2 separate regions of the Homo sapiens genome follow, and region 2 is linked to region 1. Evidence: chromatin loops called from intact Hi-C (ENCODE). Cell type or tissue: A673. All regions are shown on one strand. Links, peaks and the distances in the headings refer to the core of each region. The heading gives the core; the rest is flanking DNA.

Evidence for each region. A loop is a pair of places that touch in the nucleus more often than their neighbours do. Peaks named below come from ENCODE experiments on the same cell type or tissue, not always from the same donor. Only the 100,000 strongest peaks of a DNase experiment are listed, where the experiment ranks them.
Region 2: a loop joins it to region 1, with 2.3 times the contacts of the local background. A loop is called at or near these places in 2 of 110 quality-filtered maps.

What each region holds. Positions count from the first base shown.
Region 1 is chrX:52,352,215-52,356,611 of GRCh38, reverse strand. LOC124905189 (a long non-coding RNA gene) reads right to left here and starts at 649. Exons shown (of 2, transcript XR_007068240.1): 1 at 504-649. In A673, for the core only: no CTCF peak of the experiment used is centred there; a DNase peak (open chromatin) is centred at 2,561.
Region 2 is chrX:52,268,831-52,273,227 of GRCh38, reverse strand. No RefSeq gene overlaps it. Among named protein-coding and RNA genes, the nearest start is that of MIR8088, 66 kb to the left of the region's middle. In A673, for the core only: CTCF peaks have their summits at 1,810 and 3,801; a DNase peak (open chromatin) is centred at 1,817.

The sequences.
Region 1 (4,397 bases), core at 228-4,227:
AGCAATATATAAAAAATTTACATCATAGCCAAATGGAATTTATTCCATGACTTGAACATAAATGTGAGTTTAGCAAAGTAACATGCTCAAGATAAATATGCAAAAGTCAATGCTGTTTTTATATACCAGCAACAAACAATTGAAAATTAAAAATCAATATCACTTAATATAGCACCAAAAACCCCATGAAATATTTAGTGGTAAAATTTAACAAAATGTGTGCAAGACCTGACTGAAAAGCATTGCTGAGAAATATTAATGCAAGCTGAAATAAATGAAGAGACATACCATGTTAATGGATTGCAAGACTGAAGATTATCAATATATAAGTTTCTCTCAAATAATCTATACATTCAATGTAAACCCAATCAAAATCCTTGCAGCCTTTTGTTTCTATAATAGAAATTGGCAAGCTGACTTTAAAATTTATATGGAAAAGAAAAGGGAATATAATAGCCTAACAATTTTATAAAAGACAAAGAATATTGGAAGACTCTTATTACCTGATTTCAAGATGTGTATGGTAACTATGGTAATCAGGACAGTGTGATATTGGACAGTGTGAGATGGTCTCCTCTCTTCTCCTTTCAGTTGTCCTTCTCCTGATCTCATCTGTGATCCCACAACAAACAGCTGTCCCTAGCAGACTGACAACCTAGCCTGGGCCTTTTCTCCTGTGCCCCAGCCTGGGGCTGCCCTTGCCTAGGAGAAGGACACTAGTCTCAGGATACCAGAGTTATGACTACCACAGAACCATCCTGAGCATCAATGTCCCATGGCAGTGGTTGACCTTTGAAATGAAGCTTCACTGCACACCCCAGCTGGCCCTGAACCACTTTTTTTTTAATCACAGAAAGCAACACAGAGGAGGAAGGTGCCCACAATCCTTTCTCGGGAATATTGTGTCCTGCTCCATGGTGCTGTGTTATTTCCTTTGTACCGACTGCAACATTCCTATCCTTTTGATGTAAATAAGAGTTTTGAGGGTACTTCTTATGAATTCTAAAGTGGTGGCCAGAATATCATTGCCCACTTTGGGGCATTTTGGAGGGCAGCTTTGATTGTTGGAATGATTGGCGGAGTCTACTGGCATTTGGGGACTGAGTGTTACAGTGAGGCAAATGACTTTTTCCAGAGTCTTAAATAAACTGGATTTTCCATACATGTCACTCCCTGTAAACTGAGAGAGGCTTGTAAATGGTACTTCATCTGGGAACTTACAAAGACTAATTGACTGCTTTGGCAATCACATCACTGCAGAGCATTCCATTCTTGGACTCCACTCTCACACAACATACCAGTATCAGTTTGCTTTGTAGCTCCACATGCCTTGGGGAAACAATGAGGGGAATCCAACTTACCTACCAAAGGGATTGTTTCCAGGATAAGCTGTTAATTGATGGGGAAAATCAAGTGGAAGATGTTGATAGTGTGATCTCTCATGAGTTGGTGAACACACCAGCTATGCCTGTTGCTGTTATTTCACTGAACTTCTCTTTCCAAGTGTATCTCCCTCACCAGGTTTTCAGGTCATTCCTGGAAGGTTGGAATCGTATCCAGTAGATCGCTGTGTCTTCCGGATAGAACAGAGTACATGACAGGCAGAAGGAGAGCAGAGAACCCTTGTGGAATTGTAGTGATTTCTAATGGTTGGATGGCCAAACCCTGCATCACAGTGATGAGCCACACGGATGTCAGTCTGTAGAGGGTGGGAGGGGAACACCACAGCACTCTGCCTTAGAACCCATGCAGCAGAGTGAGACCAACCTGCAGTACTGATCTCTGTTATGCCCTTTAAGGGTCCCAGATGTAAGCACCCTATTGGTTCGGGCTCCTCCGTGTGTGTGTGTGTGTGTGTGTGTGTGTGTGTGTGTGTGTGTGTAGAAAGAGAGAGAGAGAAAGACAAAGAGAGAGAGAGAGATTGTTGAAATTGATGTTGAGGAACTGGCTCATGCAACTGTGGGGGCTGGCAAATCCAAATTATGTAGGGCAGGACATCATTCTGGAGACCCATGTAAGATAGCTCAAATTCACAGACAGTCTGCAGGCAGAATATTTTCTTCACTGGGGGAAACCCAGTCTTTTTTCTCTTTAAGGCCTTGAAGTTATTGGATGAGGCCAACCCACATCATGGAGTGTAATTTGCTTTACTCAAAGTCTACTGATTTTAATGTTAGTCTCATTTAAAATTACCTGCACAGAGATACCTAGTCTGGTGTTTGAACAAATACCTGTGTACTCTGGCCCAGTCAAGTTGACAAATCAAGTTTACCATCACAGCCAATTAATACAAATCCCAGTAACCATGAAGGTTTATCTTAGAAAGGCAGCTGACTTCCTACTTAAATTTTTGCATTAACCTTTTTTGCCCAACCCAAGCCACCAATTCAGGCTCAGCATAGCTCTGGCCAGTAAGCTGAAGCTGATGTGAAGGCCTTTCATAGCTAAGTCAGTATCAGGATAGTTAGGGGGCACATGCAAGTACATGATTATATCCCTGGAAACCTAACATTTACCATTTTAAGTGCACCCTCAGCAGGACATACATTAGTCAGGCAGGAACTTGCAAAGGCCCCCAGGGTGGCCTCCCACTGTGGGACCTTTCCCTCTAGGGTTCCCTGTGCATTCCAAACAAGTCATTTGTGTCCTTGGTTTCAGAGGGACTGACAGAAGGCAGTCAGTCCAGGTTCTGTTAACCATTGACACCAGTTCTTCCTCTTTACAAACCTGGATGACATCTGTAGGTGTTCTGAGTGGGATGTTCAGGAGCTGGGTTGCCCCTGCTGTCCCTTCGCTAGTTGCAGCTCTGTCAGATGTGATTGTGTGCTCAGCAGTCAGTGTGATTTCAATATACTTACAGTAGCTTGGGATGGCTGAATGGGGAGCGTTTTTTCAGGAAAAAGGGAAAGTTTTCAGAAACCATTTTGAAAAACAGAGATCATTAACGTCCCCTCTCTCTGGCTTGACTCTTTCCAGGTGTCAGGTTTCGTGTTTTCTTCATTGTTAGAAAATCAGTGTGTGCCATTCTGTAATCGAAACTTTCCATTTCTTCTATTATCATCGATTCTCCTCTAGACCTTTTGTCTGAAATGGTCATATGCAAGCAGAACAAAATAATTTTCATAGAGGTTTTTTTTTTTTTTTTTTTTTTTTTTTTGAGACAGGGTCTTGCTTCATCACCCAGGCTGGAGTGCTGTGGTACAATCATGGTTCTCTGTAGTCTCTACCTCCTGGGCTCAAGGGATCCTCATGCCTCAGCTCCCAAAGCAGTAGAATTACAGGTATGAGCCACTGTGCCCAGCCCAGAAAAAACAATTTAATAAATAACCAGTAATACTCATGATGTTCTGAAATTGATTGGGATGAAAATTCACATTTTAAAACAAATTTAGATGGGTTTGCATAACTTCTTATCCCTTTTGTCTCTATCATTTATTTAGTGAGCAGGCTGGAAAAGTTCAATGCTTTGCTGGTGACAGCTGTATTGAATGGTCAAAGTGCCTTACCAAAGTGTGTGCACCAGGAGAAAGGTTAGGGAAGCAGAGTCAGGCTATTAGTCCTTTGTTATGTAGGGGCCATGGGCCTTGGCCCTTTAAAGGCTCACTGGAAATCCCTGACATGAGGCAGATTAATAGGAGAAAAGGCATACAAATTTATTTAATATGTATGTATGGGAGCCTTCAGAATTAAGATCCAAAAATATAGGGGACATTGTCCATTTTCATGCTCAGGTTCAACAAAGTATGGACAGCCAGGCAAAAATATGATTGGAAAAAAAGGGTATGATCTAATGCAAATAGATTGAGTGGGGAAACCCAGCAAGACCCGTCTGTCTGGATTCTTCTAGGCCTTTCTGAGCAGCATTCCTTCCTTCTGGGTATGGGGGGCAGGACCCTCTCTGGAATGGGTGTCTTATGACTTATATAGTTGAACAAGGTAGGACAGGTAATTTCTTTATGGCCTGTTTTTTACACAGAAAAACAGAGGGAAAATTAGAATCATATTTTTAGGCTTGATGACTAGCTTGGAGAAAAGGACTTCTGGTTTCTAAGACCCACTTTGGGGAGGAGGGATCCTAGTTTCTATGGCTAGCCTCAAGGGAGAATGGGACTGAGAGATAAGAGGGCAGGATAAGGTCACAGAAAAACTTTTACTTCTGAGGCTGCTTCTGAGGCCTCCATTCTGGGATATTGTTTTCTGAGCCACAACACTTGCAAACTGCAATTAGTCTAGAAAGTGGAACCTGTCCTGACGCAGTGGCTCATTCCTGTAATCCCAGCACTTTGGGAGGCCAAGGCAGGATGATCCCTTGTGGCCAGGAGTTTGAGACCAGCCTGGCCAACATAGTGAGACCCCATGTCTACACACACACACACACACACACACACACACACACA
Region 2 (4,397 bases), core at 192-4,191, 83 kb after region 1:
CACATCTATACTTTCATCTATCTCATAGGCAATTAACGAGATATAGTCAATGATGACTCATACACACGACCTCCCAGAATCCCAAAAGGAATTCAATTACAATATTGATCACAAGTTAAACACCTAAAAACTAACCTATTTACATTAAGAAACTTTATGGTGAAAAACTTGCTGCAAACACAGTGTATTAGGCTAAGTATTTTACTAACTCAGACTTGGAATGACATAAGGAACATTATACACATCAGGAAAATTATTCACAGAAAATTGGGACAAAATGTCTATAGTTAAATTGGATACATCCAAAGCATCAGGATTCAGGGCAATGTATATTAAATCTACTTGAATTAAGAGGAGGAGACTCAATGGCATAAGACACAATGGCAATTACACAGAAAGATAAGACATAATCTACATATAACTGCCTTAGAAAGACCACTATTTATTGATGGTTATTTTATACAAAAAGAATTAATATTCCAATGATCAAACACTATATACTCTACCTGTCAGGACAAAGTTCCTAAACTAGATTACTCAACTATCAGCATCACGAAAATCCCCACAATGACTCTAGACTTATGAAACTTCAATTAGATAATAAGCTTAGAGAGGAACAACACACTGACCTATTATAACTGTGAACCCTGAATATCTGAGACAGGTCTCAGTTAATTTAGAAAGTTTATTTTGCCAAGGCTGAGCACACATGCCTGTGACACAGCCTCAGGAGGTCCTGATGACATGTCCCCAAGGTGGTCAGAGCACAGTTTGGTTTTATATATTTTAGGGGGACATGCAACATCAATCAACATATGTAAGATGAACATTGGTTCAGTCTGGAAAAGGCGGGACAACTCGAAGCAAAGGCTGGACAACTCGAAGCAGGGAGGAGACTTCCAGGTCATAGGTAGATAAGAGACAAATAAATGGTTGCATTCTTTTGAGTTTCTGATGAGCCTCTCTAAAGAAGGCAATCAGATATGCATTTACCAGGGTTATTCCTTGCTGAGAAAATAATTCAGCGATATTTCTCCTATTCACTTTCTGAAAGAAGAGAAATATGACTCTGTTCTGCCCGGCCTCACAGGCAGTCAGACTTTATGGTTATCTTCCTTGTTCCCTGAAAATCGCTGTTATCCTGTTCTTTTCAAGGTGCCCAGATTTCATATTGTTCAAACACACGTGCTTTTCAAACAATGTGTGCAGATAACGCAATCATCACAGGGTCCTGAGGTGACATACATCTTCAGCTTACAAAGATGACAGGATTAAGAGATTAAAGTAAAGACAGGCATAGGAAATTATAAGATTATTGATTGGAGAAGTAATAAATGTCCATGAAATCTTCACAATTTATGTTCAGAGATTGCAGTAAAGACAGGCATAAGAAATTATAAAAGTATTAATTTGGGGAACCAATAAATATCCATGAAATCTTCACAATTTACGTTCTTCTGCCGTGGCTTCAGCCAGTCCCTCCGTTTGGGGTCCCTGACTTCCTGCAACATCCATCTGCTGAGAACTTCCACTCAATAAAACATTGCATTCATTCTCCAAACCCACATGTGATCTGATTCTTCCAGTACACCAAGGCAAGAAATCCTGGCATACAGAAAGCCCTCTGTCCTCGCGATAAGGTAGGGAGTCTAATTGAGCTAACACAAGCTGCCTACAGATGGCTAAACTAAAAGAGCACCTTGTAACACACTCCCACTGGGGCTTCAGGAGCTGTAAGCATTCACCCCTAGACACTGCCTTGGGGTCAGAGCCCCACAACATGCCTGTCTGCATGCTCCCCCTAGAGGTTTGAGCAGCAGGCACTGAAGAAGCAAGCCACACCCACATCACATGCCCTGTGAGGGGATAAGGGAACTTTTCCTCTTTCACAAGGAAGCTCTAAGGAACTTCAACAAGTTCATGACACATTCCAAACAGAATTAGCACAATTAAAACACACCACTGAGGTAGTAACACATGGACTAGCAATACTAAACACAAATAAAATAGCATTCAAACTAGATGGCTTACACAGAAGATGCATCTTCTTCCAAATGATTAAGAAGACTTTTAGCCATACCCCTTATGAAGGCTCATGGTCAGACTGGAACCCAATCAATATATTAAAAACTGGACTCTGGAATTGGTCTAAATATATCTGTGAACATTTACAGAACGTTGTCATCTTCATTGTAAACATCCTCTTTGCTTACCATATACTTAAGATCTGCGTTTTCAGCCTTTGTAACACAAAATTGTAAACAAGTTACCAAGAGGAAATTAATTCCCATGGTGACTTGTCATTTTTTATTTTTGTAACCCCTTCCTCAAACATTGTTTGCATTATGATTACTAAAATCTTGGAGTAGATTGTATAGAGCACCCTTGACATAACTAACACCATCTTAGAAAAATACTCCATTTTATATTTCATAGGGCACTTTGCCAACAATAATAGCATGTTTTGTTTAATAAACAAATAAAACATGAAGACTGCATCCAACCAGATAAGGACACAAACAAGCACTCTTCCACGATCAGCTCTTACCAGAGGACCCTGTGACTATAAAAGATTAGGCCTTCAGCAGTTTCAAACATCTGTCTTAACTGACACCTTCTTGCAATCAATCATGACAAGAACTTGGCATTTGCTGCCAAAGGCTCTGCCACGTCAAAGACTTCCTTGCAAGACCCATGGACCACTCAGCCCAGACCAGGACTCTTTTTGTCTTCTTCACCCCCCCTGGACTGGTTCCTTAACCCTTTGTCCTCTTTTTCCTCTCAATGAAAAAGTTTTACTTTGATGAAAAGTGTTACTTTGTTGTGGAATGTTTAACTTATAACACTTATAAATTGATTTAGCATACTGTTATGTATGGTTTGCAATACTGACTGACTTGTGGAGTGGCTTGAGTTTGTGTGCCTGCTGCTCTAACTACCAGGTGAACGATAAGTGCTAAGGAGAACTGCCTCCTTAGGAACTCCGTGTAGCTTGTGGCTTTTACGACTGAATTAGCATCAATAAAAGCCTGATATTGTGGAAAGGCACAAGCACATGTGGACCTGGTTATGTCCAACTTGTCACCATTCATGGCAGCTGTGGTGCACCAGTCTGTCCCACCCTCTCTCCCAGTTCCCCACTAAAGACTCCGGAATCCATCCTCTGTGTGCGGTTTCATAGCCTCAAAGGCTCAGATGCCTCAAATAATGTCCTCCTCCAAAACTCACCTCATCTTCTGCTGACCTTCCTCCCCTCCATGACCCACTTTCCTCCCCTGTCCCACAACGACAAGGCTGGCGGCAGAATAGCCACCTCTTAAAAGAACAATGACCTCCAGGCCCTTCCCGCTGTGAAGCCACCTACCACACTGCCTGACCTGCCCAAAGCCTGCTAACTCCACCTGACACTTCACTGACACTTAAACTCCTGGGAGGACTGACCTATGGACCTATCAGCTGTGTCTCAGTCATCCAGAAAGAGTCCAGACGGTAGGAATGTAACCAGCACCCGCGCAGCTTGGCGGCATTCACCACGCAGTGCGAAGGGGCAGACGGGAAGACACCCAGCAAACATGTGCACTGAGGCCGGCTCTTGCCTCTTAGACTGCAGTGCCCCGCCCCATCCTACTCCACCCTGCCCCTTCCCAGGTCCCCACTAAAAACTCCAGAATCAGTTATCTGTGGGCAGTTTCATATGCCTCCAGGACTCAAATACTTCAGATAGTGTCTCCTTTCACAACTCACCCTTTTCTGAGCTGATCCACCTCCCCTCTATGGCCCACCTTCCTACCCTGTCCAGGGGGCGCCACAACAGCAAGACCATAGCGGCATCGTAGAATAAATACATTAAGACCTGTTTCCTTTTTTTGGTTACGTTCTTTTACATTTAAATCTCCTGACTGGTAACTGATTTCCCTGAATATGCCTGTGGTCACAGTGCATGGTTCAGAAATATCCATAGATACTGGACCTAGGATTTAGGCTCAGTCTACTCTGACATGAAGTACAGCAGTGGTGACTATACTCATCATATGCTGTACTCCCCAAATATCAGCCAAATAACTTGTTGATAAGCAAAGCTAACTTTATTGCATAAGGCTGTAAGGAAGAGTACTTCCTGAACAGGGTCTTAGCAGAGTCTCAGAGGTAGAAGGATTTGGGGGACACTTATTCATATTTTGAAATCTGGCATAAAGCAGGTCTTTCAATGTAGGGGAAGGATGTGATTGGGTGGGAATAGTGATATGCTGGTTTTAGGTTTGGTGGACACAGCAAGTCAAGGATTTTAAGGCAAGTGGTTCAAAGAGTCTTGAGGTTGTAAAATGCCATTTGGCACTTTTTACTGAACAGTGGATAGGCCTTTTATGCAGTTCCTAGAATCAATAATAAAGTTATGT